Regions from separate parts of the Homo sapiens genome. Here region 1 is linked to region 2. Evidence: chromatin contacts called from ENCODE Hi-C or POLR2A ChIA-PET data. All regions are on one chromosome and are shown on one strand. Each heading gives the region's core, a stretch centred on a gene start or an enhancer-like site at or near the end of the contact. The rest is flanking DNA. Distances are from core to core; before and after follow the strand shown.

What was found. A loop is a pair of places that touch in the nucleus more often than their neighbours do. ChIA-PET counts read pairs that join two places held with the same protein, here RNA polymerase II (POLR2A). Pooled maps may share reads with other maps.
Region 1: a loop to region 2 is called in a map of endothelial cell of umbilical vein, with 4 times the contacts of the local background. The contact joins two enhancer-like sites. A Hi-C loop is called at or near these places in 1 of 168 maps with a recorded cell type or tissue (endothelial cell of umbilical vein) and 1 of 50 pooled maps. POLR2A ChIA-PET finds 5 or more read pairs at or near these places in 2 of 52 experiments (BJ and OCI-LY7).

The regions. Positions count from the first base shown.
Region 1 is chr3:187,263,478-187,266,433 of GRCh38, reverse strand. The region is part of intron 2 of MASP1 (MBL associated serine protease 1); the gene reads left to right. Among named protein-coding and RNA genes, the nearest start is that of MASP1, 27 kb to the left of the region's middle. Within about 2 kb of position 1,378, at least 5 of the 41 ENCODE cell types and tissues checked have a DNase peak (open chromatin) inside an H3K27ac peak, as active enhancers do.
Region 2 is chr3:187,317,539-187,320,368 of GRCh38, reverse strand. No RefSeq gene overlaps it. Among named protein-coding and RNA genes, the nearest start is that of MASP1, 27 kb to the right of the region's middle. Within about 2 kb of position 1,253, at least 5 of the 41 ENCODE cell types and tissues checked have a DNase peak (open chromatin) inside an H3K27ac peak, as active enhancers do.

The DNA.
Region 1 (2,956 bases), core at 129-2,628, 54 kb after region 2:
ATTGCATTTACGATACCCTGAGAATACCCCAACACATATACCTTTGAGTACTTATCTTATTCTTCTACCAAGTGTCACATTCCTAGAGGCAGGGAACTTGCTTATTGAGCTCGTATAACAAATAAATAATTTTTGGCACCCTTCACATTAAAGTGTAGACAGAACTTAGTACACACATATTTGGTGAATTGAGTTGAAAGAAAACAAATTGAGGACATACAGCCACATGTTGGTGTCCTAAATAACAATAGTCTCTAAGGACATAGTCGCCCACAAGAAGAAATAGAAAAATGAAGAGTTTATTATTCGCAGCCACATGGGTCTCCATTATTATGAATGTTTTGTCTTCACTTGATAAGGTCCCTCCATCATGTTGATATGATGACCTCTGAGAGGGGACAGTCCAAATAGAAGCTAGGTCTCAATCTGCCTATACTCAGAGGTAAATGATCTTTATAGAACTCCATATTCCACAGCACAGGATGCAAATATTAACCGGGACCAGTGACCCCTCTGTTTAGGTTATGACTGGAGCTGTCACTGAGCCACATCCTCTCTAAGAGACAGTCCATGCACCCAAGATAAGGTTTCAAGAGGCCTTTGAGCCAGGAAAATTGTTTGGCCAAGTGTCTGTGTCTTTAGTCATGTACTCTCTGGGTTGGTGGGTTCTTTTCTCTCATCTCAGAATAGTTCCCAAAGCAAAACTGATATCAGAAAATGTTCATGTTATCTCTCCAGCCTTGAGCAAGTCACTTCCCCTCTCTTGACCTCTGTTTCCTATAGAAGGAGGCAGATAGAAATAGCTCTTAAAGGTCCCGCCCAGCTCTGATATTCCAGGACTCTATTCTGAGCTGCAGGCTGAATTCCCAGGGCCCCAGGCTACTGGCCTTCTCTTCTCTGCTTCTAAAAGGATGTATGGCTCAAATTTTCCCATGGGCCTCAGCTGGGGCATGCTTCCTGTTCTCTGGAATACTGTGGCTCTGCAGGTGATAACCATTTATCTGATTTATCTGCCATTATGAAAAGGTCCTTCAGCCCAGACGTTACAAGGAGGGAGGTCATTTATCACAGACCCTCAGTAGTATCTCCCTAATCCAAATGACCAGTGTGTTCACTTGAAAATGTTCATGTCCCAGTCACTGCAGAACCCAAGAGGCACTGGGGATACCAAGTTCCAGAAAGAAGCCTGTGTAGCTGGAACTATTAATGCCCAAGGCATGACTATTCATTATTAACAAATTCAAGTTCATCCGCAAGCAGTAATCCTGCATATGTTAAAACTCCTGCTTACCATCTTCTGGTTGGTTTATATAATATATGACTATGATGATTTGTTAGAACTGTGTTAGACTATGATGACTGCTATGTCTGGAATTGGAAAGGAATCTAGAGCTCAGCTAGTCCAAACCCCTGTTTTTACAAGTGGATAACTGAGAGCTAGAAAGGAGATGGCCCAAAATGCAGAATACGGCAGTGTCAGGAACAGGACCCAGGACCTCCAACTGCCAGGTTCCTGTATATCGTATTACTCCAAAGCAGAGGTCACCAAGATGGTGTACTCTAGTTCATGCAGTTACTCACAGAAGAATCCCTTTCCCAGGCCCTCATTCTAAATCTATTTAGCTTTTTTTTATTAAGTTCTAGCAAAAGCAGTTAACTGGTTTCTAATTCACAACATATTAAAAATAAGCAGACAGAAAAGTACAGTGAATAGGCTGATAAAAAGACAGGAAATAAAACATGACATAAAGAAGACTTCAGAAGTTCAAGGCTTTATAGTCCGGCAATGTTTAACGCCAGGTCAAGCGACATTACACAACTCAATATCCCCAAGATTATCACTTTAATATAGTATCACAATGGTTGACATTCATAACAATGTCCCTGGATCACCAAGAAAGGGTTAGCATGTTTCACTTGAGAAAGTGGGTACTTCTTTAAAGTACTTTTTTTTTTTTAAGTGTTACACCAAAAAGAAAATTTTTAGTTATAGTTAGGTAAAGCTTTGGCTATCTGGAAAACTGAGTCAGATAAAATAACACAGCAGCTGGGAGGTTCAAGGAAGTGACATTTCAGCTGTGTGCAGATAGGCACATTCTATAGTAACAAGACTGGTGTGAGTTCGGCTGGTATCTGCAGAGAAGAGGAATAAATAGCAAAGCCATGATCTCATCTTCTGTTTACACTTCAATTCCCAAAGTTAGTGATTAATTGTACTTGCGTTTTGTTGCCAGGGCAAATTGTTTTTCTTTGAAACTCCCACTTATTTTAAATAAATAAACCATTAGTTTCAAAACAGGAGTGTCAAATGTCAAGATATTTCTGACATGCTAAGCTAACGAACAAAACAATGAATTCATTAGAAGCTACTAGAGATAGCCGCCTTTGAGAACTTTTCTCTAATGACTTTGAAAGGCAGCAGGAATCATTCTTGGTAAGAGATTTTTTTCATGCATCTTGGCTAAAATTTGGTCCAGAGGTTGCAAACACAAATACAACTTAAAAGAATTGGATTAGGTATAAGATAATCGAATAGATACGTCAAGAATTTATACTCAAATAAATATACCAACTAGCTATCATACGAAGCTTCCCAAACTCCTGTCTCACATAAAATCAGCTTTAAGCCACCAGTTTAGGATCTCTGCTTGGATCTCTGAATTCGCACAGGGCCTCTGGCTCTTCCAAAGAAGGGAATTCTTTTAGCAAACAGGCATGTTTTTTGCATCTAAGTCTTAACACAAACATGTACACACAGAGATACACACTCAAACTATTTTTGGGTGATTCCAATAAATAGTTTCTGTATTAAGACTGCCTATTAAACATTAGTTTTCATTACATGACTTTCCTGCTTAAAAGTTTTCAGTGTCTTCCACTTACTCACAGAATTAATGGCATTCAAGGTCAACCATAATTTTCTTTCCATGTATCCTTCCAAGTACATCTCCTCCTA
Region 2 (2,830 bases), core at 4-2,503:
CTGTCCCATTCATTGCTATCAACTGTGCTAAGGACGGGGAGTGGCACGTAACAGGCGCTCCGTGCATATTTGTTAAATAAAAATAAAAGAACCCAATAAGATAAGAAATAGGAGTTATTATTCCTATTTTATAATTGAGGCCGAGAGTCCCACAGTTAATAAACGGCAGAGTCAAGACAAGACTGAGCATCTTAATCCCAAGGTCATTGCTAGCTATTTTGTCTTATGAAGCTTCTAGGTCACAAGCTTCAGGATGCAAAGAACTCCAAAGGTAGGAGCATATGGAGGAGCTGTACAGCGCAGAGAAAAGCAGGCAGAGTCCCTGGAGCTTCCCAGAACACAGAAAGATTTACAAAGAAAGCTCAGGACTGAGATGTGGACACCGACATGGCAAGAAGCTTCACTTCCTCCCTGCGTGGCCAGGACACATCCCCAGCGAGCAGGGACTCATTGGGGATATGTGTGGCTCTTTAGCCTCCCCTGCAGGAGAGTTTCAGAATGCACCCTCTCTAAGGGGCTGAAGTGCTCATAGGAAAGCCCAGATCTGATGGATGATCCACTATTGAGGTATTCCTAAACAGTGGGATGCATCACCCCCACTTCTCCAGAGGAAATAACCAAGAGTTTAGTCTTACTACAAATTAGAAAGCTGCTAATGTGCATAGCTCGTTATGAAGTACAACTATAAGACATTGGGTTCTTAAAGCTGAGAGGAACCCTAAATAGTCCATAGCCTGGGTTCCTAGATAAAAGGTCTGCGAAGCTGCTGAAATAATCTGCATATTATGAGTATTCTGGAGGGGATTGTCCATGACTTTCATCAGATCCTCAGAGGCGTCTCAGATTCAAACCCAGCCACAGGAGGGTCTAGAATTACCTCCTCAGCCCCTCAACTAAGCAGATTTGCTCAAAGCCGCAGGGATGGGAAGTCCGTCTTTCCCAAGGCAGCTGAGGTCATTTCCTGTGATCAATTCCTGCTCCCCACAGAGAGTGAGGAATGTACAGATGGTTCCACTAGAACCCGAACAAAACAACTCCCTCCATGTGTCCGGCATATGAGGTCCAAAAATGAGCTGTAGGGTGGGAGTACTGGGACAGCCTTCAAAATGCACCAGCCAGCACGGAAAGGGCTGCTTTTGAAATTTGTGCATTTAAAGACAACTAACGACTAGTTTCATTGCCTCCCCCAAAGTGAAGTTTTTAAGTGACAGATTCTGCTCCTCTGTCTCATAATATTCTTACATAAAGGTTAGGCATGGAGCTGATGGCACCCATCAGCCCCAAATTCGAGTAGACCACCCCCAGAATGAAGTCTAAGTCATGGAGACAAAGCCCCGCGCTTGTGCTGAATGAGATCCTCTAGTGCTCTCTGGTGGCTACGACTTGTTACTGCACCTTTCACAACACATTTGTACGAAGTTTGTATTTCTGATTTTTTTTAAGTATTCCAAAACTGAAATCAGTTTAAAGTCCTCTCTTTGCTTACATATGAGTTGGGGCTCAAGGATTGTATAATCAATATGTCATGTGACTTATCAATGGCAGAGCCAACACTGGGGCTTAGGCCTTTCCTCTTGTTCGGGAGCTGTTTCCCACTCTGAGATTTGAAGGTGGGTGCAAGTGAAACATGGTGGAGAGCAGGAACTGCCAGGCTCAGGGTGGGAGCAAGCAGGTGTGTTAAGGATATCTCCGGGGCACAGAGCAGATTTGAGAGTTGGGGGCGACCCAAGAGCTGCACAGGGGCCAAATCACCAAAGGTCCTTTATGCCAGGATATGGAGCTTAGCGTCTGTTTGTAAGGAGGAGAGCCCCATGAAGGATTTTAAGGAGGAGAGCAATGGGATGGGGTCAAGGCAGCAGTGGGGAGGATGAACTGGGAAGCATTAAAAAGTAGGCCCACAGGCCGGACACTGTGGCTCGTGCCTGTAATCCCAACACTTTGGGAAGCCAAGGACGGTGGATCACTTGAGGCCATGAGTTTGAGACCAGCCTCGGCAACATTATGAAACCCTGTCTCTACTAAAAATACAAAAATGGTGCATGTCTGTAATCCCACCTACCCAGCAGGCTGAGATACGAGAATCTTTTGAACCCGGGAGGCAGAAGTTGCAGTGAGCTGAGATCCCGGCACTGCACTCCAACCTGAACAACAGAGTGAGATCCTGTCCCACACACACACACACACACACACACACACACACACACAGAAAAAGTATGACCCACAGCCTGGGCTAAATAGCAAAGCCTCATCTCTACAAAATATTTAGAAATTAGCCAAGTGTGGTGGTGCACACCTGTAGTCTCAGGTACTTGGGAGGCTGAGTTGGGAGGATCTCTTGAGCTCAGAACATGAAAGCTGCACTGAATCGTGATCATACCACTGCACTCTTGCCTGGGTGACAGAGCAAGACCCTGTCAGGGTGGGTGTGGAGTGGGGGCGGGGAAGTGTGGTCCAGGGAAAGTGTCAGAATCTCCAGGAGAGACAGCTTATAATGCCTGTTCCTACCCACCTCCAGAGACTCCATACAGTCGGTCTGGACTAGAACTCCAGTCACACCTTTAGTAAGCAGAAAGCTCCTTGGGTGTTTCTGACACAAATGATTCCAGAGCCACACTTGAAGAGTCACTGGAGGAGAATGAGAGGAGGAGGCAGTCAAAGACAGAGGCAATTTGCAAGGGATGAAAGGGAAAGAGTGCCTTGAGATTTCAGCTGAAGGGGGGCAGTCCGGGGTGTAGGAAGGAGAAAGGAGAACAGACAATGTGTGAAAAACTAAAGGAAGATTGTCTTAAGAGGGAGACAATCCTTCACAAAAACATACTCAGCAGGAAAG